2 separate regions of the Homo sapiens genome follow, and region 2 is linked to region 1. Evidence: read pairs that join two places in POLR2A ChIA-PET (ENCODE). Cell type or tissue: A673. All regions are shown on one strand. Region 1 has its middle 35 kb from the start of RBBP6. Region 2 has its middle 4.1 kb from the start of GGA2.

Region 1 (4,000 bases):
CACAGAAAACGCACATGGATGGTGGGGCCAGCCAAGGGTGGGACTGTTGAGGCTGGAACTCCATAATGGCCAGCTTGTCTCATGCTGGACTTGAAGTTCTTGAGAGCAGGCTCCTACTTTTTTTTTTTTTTTTTTTTTTGAGACGGAGTTTAGCTCTGTCACCCAGGCTAGAGTACAGTGGTGCAATCTCAGCTTACTGCAACCTCCACCTCCCAGGTTCAAGTGAATCTCCTACCTCAGCCTCCCAAGTAGCTGGGATTACAGGCATGCACCAGCATGCCCAGCTAATTTTTGTATTTTTAGTAGAGACGGGGTTTTGCCATGTTGGCCAGGCTGGTCTGGAACTCCTGACCTCAAATGATCAGCCTGCTTCAGCCTCCCAAACTGCTGGGATAACAGGTGTGAGTCACCATGCCCAGCCTCTAATGCACAAGTGTTCAGCAATGAACGCATGCATCCATGAATGAATGGCTGCTTGACAGTCATTAGCAAATGATTGAAGTTCTGCACTTTCAATGGGAATATAGACTTACACTTTAAGGGACATTCAGTGGGAAGCATCAGGCAGCCATCAGCATTTATTTCTTAAGCATCTAACATATGCCAGGCTGTTCTGGACATTAGAAATTCCTTCCTTCCTTCCTTCCCTCCTTCCCTCCCTCCCTCCCTCCCTCCCTCCTTTCTTTCCTTCCTTCCTTCCTTCCTTCCTTCTTTCTTTTTCTTTCCAGACAGAGTCTCCCAGGCTGGAGTGCAGCGATACAATCATAACTTACTGCAGGCTTAAACTCCTGGGCTCAGTCAGCCTCCTGCCTCAGCCTCCTGAGTAGCTGGGACTACACATGCATGCCACCTCATATGGCTAATTTTTTAATTTTTGCAGATACAGGGCTTCACTATGTTGCCCAGGCTGGTCTCGAACTCCTGGGCTCAAGTGATCCTCCACCTCAGCCTCCCAAAGTGATAGGATGACAGGCGTGAGCCACTATGCCTGGCCAAGAAGGAAACTTTCCTCCAGGAACTCACATTCCAGAGGAGACAGAAGAGGAGTCAGAGAGATTGGAGAGTGGCCTGTGAGAAAAATTCTACATTTTACAGTAGAAGAAACTGAGGCTCAGCAAAGTACATACTTACCCAGGCCACACGGCTGGCAAACAGCAGTGCCAAGATTTGAACCCATGTCTGTGTGACCCCCAAAGAGCCACAGACAGAGATAAATGAAGGAGGGAGGTGGAGAGTTTTCTCCCTGGTTCAACGAACCCAAAAGATGTGTCTCAAAGACCAAAAACATCCGCACCTGGGGGCCGGGCACGGTGGCTCACACCTGTAATCTCAGCACTTTGGGAGGCCGAGGCAGGCAGATCACCTGAGGGCAGGACTTCAAGACCAGTGTGTCCAACGTGGCAAAATCTTGTCTCTACTAAAAACACAAAAATTAGCCGGGCATGGTTGCACCTACCTACAGTCCTAGCTACTAAGGAGGCTGAGGCAGGAGAATCACCTGAACCCAGGAGGTGGAGGTTACAGTGAGTCAAGAGCACCCCACTGCACTCCAGCCTGGGCAACAGAGCAAGACTCCATCTCAAAACAACAAACAACAACAACAAAAATATCTGCACCTGGGAAATGCTCAAAGCCTTTTGTATTTCATAGATCCCAGGCCTGAAATATATCAGCTGGTTCCTAATGGCAGTCAGGCTCTTGCCAATCTCAGCATCACACTGTGATTAAGAGCCCAGTGCTACATCTCCGTGCCGGCTTTTCATCTGTAACATGAAACTATACCTACCCCATAGAGTGTTACAATCATGAAATCAGTTAATAAGTGTAAAATTATTTAAGTTCCCAATACATCGTCAATACTCGGAAATTGTTATTATTACCTCCAGCTTTCGCTTTCTTTTGTGTCCTTTGTTCCCTGATGATTTCTCAGAAGTAACTCAATAAATTTGCCCTCCATACAAATCTCCATTCTCTTAGTCTAGTGATAAAATCCGAGGGTTGGTTGAGAAGGACAGAGAGCAACCTTGGAAAATGTGTTTGTATGACCAGCGCGGTTTCACAGGTTAAGTCATCTTCCCCTCCCGACACTTTTTTCAGGCTGGGTCTCGCTCTGTTTCCCAGGCTGGAGTGAAACAGCACAATCATAGCTCACTGCAGCCAGCCTAAACCTCCAGGGCTCAAGCAATCCTCCCAGCTTAGCCTCCCAAATAGCTGGGACAATAGGCCCTCGTCACAACTGCTGGCTAATTTTTTCGTATTTTGGAGCTCTCACTTTGTTGCTCAGGCTGGTCTGGAACTCCTGGGCTCCAGTGATCTTCCCGCCTCAGCTTCCCAAAGTGCAGAGATTACAGGCGTGAGCCACCGCGCCCTGCCTGGACACTTTAGAAATGGTGTTTTGGGCTGGGTTTAGGAGCTTTGAACTTTGGGGTTAGCCTGACCTCTAGTGGGCAAACAGAAAACAGTACAAAGCTGGCGGGAGATGCTCAAATGTGGCAAAGCGAAGTCCCCGCCCTGGCAGGACGCTTTATTGAGTAGCTGTTATTGACAGCTTACTAGATGTTGAATTTAAGCACCTCATTGAAGTCCACACAGATTGTAAGTGGCAGGGTTGGGGTCTCCCAAGCCTGTCTGGCCTCAGAGCCTTCTTGTTTATCCACAAGGCACAGCGCCTGGCTGGAGAAAACCATCACGTTGCATCCAGACAGGTGACCCAGTGGATAAAGCCCTTCCCTTACATCATTGAAACAACACACACATCCTGTGACAAAGGTTATTACACCCACTTCTTACACCTAGAAGCTGCAGTGCTCAACAGCCTAGCCCAAAGTCATACTCCGTCCTTCATTCAATGCTAATTTATCACTCAGTCTTCAGCATAGTGCTGGACACTGGAAATAAATGGAAAGCAAAACACACAAGATCCCTACCCTGCCCGCAAAAGGCTTGGAGATTAATCAGTTGCTACCAGAACTGAGGTCCCCGTTGCCCAGGCAAATGATCTTTTTGCTATGACACTAGGAATGCCAGCTGATTTTCTGGGTGGCTAGTTTTTGGTTTATTTGCTTGTTGTTGTTTTTTTGTTTGTGTTTTTGGTTTTTTTGAGACAGACTCTTGCTGTGTCACCCAAGCTGGAGTGCTGTGGTGTGATCTCAGCTCACTGCAACCTCTGTCTCCTGGGTTCAAGCGATTCTCGTGCCTCAGCCTCCCAAGTAGCTGAGACTACAGGCACCCACCACCATGCCTGGCTAATTTTTATTAGACGGGATTTCACCATGTTGGCCAGGCTGGTCTCAATCTCCTGACCTCAAGTGATCCACCTGCCTCAGGTGTCCCAAAGTACTGGGATTACAGTTGTGAGCCACTGCACCTGGCCTGGTCTTCTTACCTGGACTAGAAATTCAGCAAAGATGGGGATACTAGGGCTTAATTTTCTTTTACTCTATCCACAGATCCAGAGCCTGAGTCCAGTTCTGCCTGACTCCAAATTTCACCTTTTTTTCCCTTTTCTTTTCTTTTTTTTTTTTTTTTAATGAGACAAGGTCTTGCTCTGTCACCCAAGCTGGAGTGCAGTGGCACGATTATGACTCACTGCAGCCTCAATCTCCCAGGCTCAAGCAATCCACCCACCTCAGCCTTCCAAGAAGTTGAGACTATAGGCGCACACCACGCCTGGCTAATTTTTTTTATTTTTCATTTTTTAAAAATGTTTTGTAAAGATGGGGTTTCACTGTGTTGCCCAGGCTGATCTTGAACTCCTGGGCTCAAACAACCCTCCCATCTTGGCCTTCCAAAGTGCTAGGATCACAGGCATGAGTCACTGAGCCCTCTTTTCTTTTCCCTTAATTTTTATCTTAAGGACGGGATCTTGCTCTGTTGCCGAGACTAGAGTGCAGTGGCACAATCATAGCTCACTGCAGCCTCAGACTCTTGGCCTCAACCAATCCTCCTGTCTCAGCCTCTCACGTAGCTGGAACTATAGGCACAAATCACCACGCAATCT
Region 2 (4,000 bases), 990 kb before region 1:
CATGATGTCCATTCTTTGGACTGGTTTGAACATCTCACCAGTTTCCTCATTAAGGAGTTAAAGAAAATCTTTTTTTTTTTTTTTTTTTTTTTTTTTTGAGTCTCGCTCTGTTGCCCAGGCTGGAGTGCAATGGTGCAATCTCAGTTCACTGCAACCTCTGCCTCCTGGGTTCAAGTGATTCCCCTGCCTCAGCCTCCTGAGCAGCTGGGAATACAGGCGCCCACCACCACACCCGGCTAATTTTGGTATCTTTAGTAGAGACAGCGTTTCACCAGGTTGGCCAGGCTGCTCTCGAACTCCTAACCTCAGGTGATCCGCCCACCTCGGCCTCCCAAAGTGTCGGAATTACAGGCGTGAACCACTGCACCTGGCCTAAATAAAATCTTTAATACATATTTATCTCTTGAAGATTCTGAACATCTGGCAACACTGGACCCGGCTTTCCACATTTCAACAAAACCTGGACGTGACTAGAGTCTCCACATGCTACAGGGGGCATGAGCTCTACAGTTTGCCAAGGACCATCCTTCAACTCCTGAAACTTTACTTATTTTAAGCACCTGCAATCCTTTAACATTTTTACATTGTTGGAGCTCAGAAAACCATATCCCAGAGCATGGTGTTTTGGCATAGCGAGTACTTTGAACTCAAAGACAGTGGAAACCCTCAGAAGCAGCCTCAGAGCAAAGGTTCTCTGACCTCCTGCCCGTCTTTCTTCTCCCAAGGCAAGCCACAGAAACTCAATTCCTCTTTCCCAAGATGGGTCAGGGAAACTCAAACCCCTCTCCCCTAAAGCCAGCCACAAAACCTAGACATATTACTCCAGCCTTCCTTTATTTCTGCTTAAGAGTTGGCCATAAAGAAATTCTCAGTCGGGCATGGTGGCTCACACCTGTAATCCCAGCACTTTGGGAGGCTGAGGCGTGCAGATCACTTGGGTCCAGGTGTTCAAGACTAGCCTGGGCAACATGGTGAAACCGCGTGTCTACAAAAAAATACAAAAATTAGCTGGGTGTGCTGGTGTGTACTTGTAGTCCCAGCTACTCAGGAGGCTGAGGCAGGAGGACCACTTGAGCCTGGGAGGCGGAGGTTGCAGTGAGCCGAGATCACACCACTGCACTCCAGCCTGGGCACGGAATGAGACTCTGTCTCAAAAAAAAAAAAAAAAAGAAAGAAAAAAAGAAAAGAAAAGAAAAGAAAAAAAAAGCAATTATCTGAGCTACTTTGTCTGATAACAGGTGGTCATGCCCCCTTATTCCTGCCCTATACCTAGGAAGAAGGAGTGATATACAGGTAAGCCAAGAAGAATTTGGACAGGCCTTGCTGGATCCCCCCACCTAAGTCTAATAGATCACTCATACCATTTTGTTCAATCCTATTTCTACCTGGCTGTTGGTCATCAAACCTAAATATAAAAGTAGACAGCCTTCCCTCGGTCTTTATTTCTGAAAGCTCCCATGTCAACATAAAACTTTTTTTTTTTTGATGAAACTTTTTTTGATGAAGTCCTGTCGCCCAGGCTGGAGTGCAGTGGCTCGATCTTGGCTCACTGCAACCTCTGCCTCCCAGGTTCAATTGATTCTCTTGCCTCAGTCTCCCGAGTAGCTGGGAATACAGGCACCCCGCCACCATGCCTGGCTAATTTTGGAATTTTTTTGTAGACACGGGATTTCACCATGTTGGCCAAGCTGGTCTTGAACTGCTGACCTCAAATGATCCGCCCACCTCAGCCTTCCAAAATGCTGGGATTACAAGAGTAAGCCACTGTGCCCGGCCTGTAAAACTTTAATTAAATAAATCTGTTATGCTTTTCTCTTGTTAGCCTTTTTTTTTTGAGACAGGGTCTTGCTCTGTCAACCAGGCTGGAGTTCCGTGGCACCACCAGAGCTCACTGCAGCCTTGACCTCCCAGGCTCAAATGATCTTCGCAACCTCAGTCCTCAGAGAGTAGCTGGGATAACAGGCACACACACCACCGCTCCCAGCTAATTTATTTAGTTTTGTAGAGATAAGGTCTCACCATGTTGCCCAGGCTGGTCTCAAACTCCTGGGCTCAAGCAATCCTCCCAAAGTGCTGGGACTACAGGCATAAGCCACCATACCTGGTCTTAACCCGTCTTTTTGTTATAGGAGTGTTGGCCATGACCCTTTGGAGAGGTGAGGAAAGATGTAAGGTATAGATGTCCCACAACATCTAGATCAATGGTTTTCAAACTAGCATGTGTCAGAATCAGGTTTGTTGCAAATTGCAGGGCCCCGCCACACAGTTTCAGATCTAGTACGTCTGGAATGAGGCCCCAGAATTTGTCTTTGTAATAGATCTCCATCTGACATTGATGCTGATGGTCTGGAGACCACAACAGAAAGGATAAAGGCTAAGTGGGTAGGAAGTGGTTGAGGAGTTTAATGTAGTGGTTGGGTGTGCAGGCATTGTGATTAGAACTATGTTGTTTTCATCTAAGAAATAAGATAAGTGCCTATTTCATGGGGTTTTTTTTTTCCTTAATCTAAAAGAGATAATATATATATATATAAATATGTATCAGCTGGGTGTGGTGGTGCAAGTCCCTGTAGTCTCAGCTACTTGGGAGGCTCAGATAGGAAGATTGCTTGAGCCCAGGGGTTCAAGATCAGCCTGGGCAACATAATGACAACCATCTCTACAAAACCAAAAAATATTAAAAGGCCAGGCATGGTGGCTCACGCCTGTAATCCCAGCACTTTGGGAGGCCAAGGCAGATGGATTATATGAGGTCAGGAGTTCAAGATCAGCCTGGCCAACATGACAAAACCCCTTCTCTACTAAAAATACAAAAATTAGCTGGGCATGGTGGTGTGTGCCTGTAATCCCAGCTACTCAGGAGGCTGAGACCGGAGAATCGTGTGAACCCAGGAGGTGGAGGCTTCAGTGAGCTGAGATTGCACCACTGCACTCCAGCCTGCAAAAAAAAAAAAAAAAAAAATTAAAATTAAAAATAAATTACCCAGCCTCCGATATTTCTTTACAGCAACACAATGACAGACTAACACACAGCTTAAGCTGAAATACCAATCTTCTGTCCTTGGTACTCCTGGATTTCAGGCATTCAGGTTTGGATTGGAATCTACACTACTGGCTCTCCAGCTTTCAGGCCCTTCAACTACACCACTGGCTTTCCTGGGTCTCCAGCTTACACAAGCAGATCAGATGACTTTTCAGCTTATCTATCAATTTTTATTTTTTCTACAGACAGAGTCTAGCTCTGTTGCCCAGGCTGGAGTGCAGTGGCACAATCATAGGTCACTTGCAGCCTCCAACTCCTGGGTTCAAGTATCCTTCCACCTCAGCCTCCCACAGTGCTGGGATTACAATTACAGGCATAAGCCATCACCTCTGACCTATTTTTTTTTTTTTTGAGACAGGGTCTTGCTCTGTTGCCCAGGCTGGAGAGCAGTGGTACAATCACAGCCCACTGCAGCCTCAACTGCCTGGGCTCAAGTGATCCTCCCGCCTCAGCCTCCCTAATAGGTGGGACTACAGGCACACGCCACCATGCCCGGCCAATTTTTTTTTCTATTTTTTGTAAAGATGGGGTCTTACTATGTTGCCCAGACTGGTCTCGAACTCCTGGGTTCAAGCAATCCTCTTGCCTCGGCTTCCCAAAGTGCTGGGATTACAGGCATGAGCCACCACACTCGGCCTTTTCAGCTTCTATAATTTGGTGAGGCACTATCTAATAATAAATCTCTCTTCCTAGATATATATCCTGTTGGGTCTGTTTCTCTGGAGAACCCTAACCTAGGCCCTTAGAGGCTGTGATGAGAGAACATGGCTTTATCGTGAAAATAGCCCTTTTCTGTGCCTCATTTTCCAATCTTCTCCTACTGGGGCTCCTTCCTTCCATCTGCTCCTGCTTAAGTCTCTCCTTGGCATAGTTGCCAGAGTGACCTTTCAAAAACCACAATCTGCTCATGTCATTTCCCTGCCTAAAACATTTCACTGGCTCTGCACCTCCCTCCTT

Evidence for each region. Peaks named below come from ENCODE experiments on the same cell type or tissue, not always from the same donor. Only the 100,000 strongest peaks of a DNase experiment are listed, where the experiment ranks them.
Region 2: POLR2A ChIA-PET joins it to region 1 with 6 read pairs; 2 of 35 experiments call an interaction of 5 or more read pairs at or near these places.

The regions. Positions count from the first base shown.
Region 1 is chr16:24,502,497-24,506,496 of GRCh38, forward strand. No RefSeq gene overlaps it. Among named protein-coding and RNA genes, the nearest start is that of RBBP6, 35 kb to the right of the region's middle. In A673, a CTCF peak has its summit at 2,444 (motif pointing left); a DNase peak (open chromatin) is centred at 2,425; H3K27ac peaks cover 923 bases.
Region 2 is chr16:23,512,632-23,516,631 of GRCh38, forward strand. It overlaps a transcript of GGA2 not described here. Among named protein-coding and RNA genes, the nearest start is that of GGA2, 4.1 kb to the left of the region's middle. In A673, no CTCF peak of the experiment used is centred here; no DNase peak of the experiment used is centred here.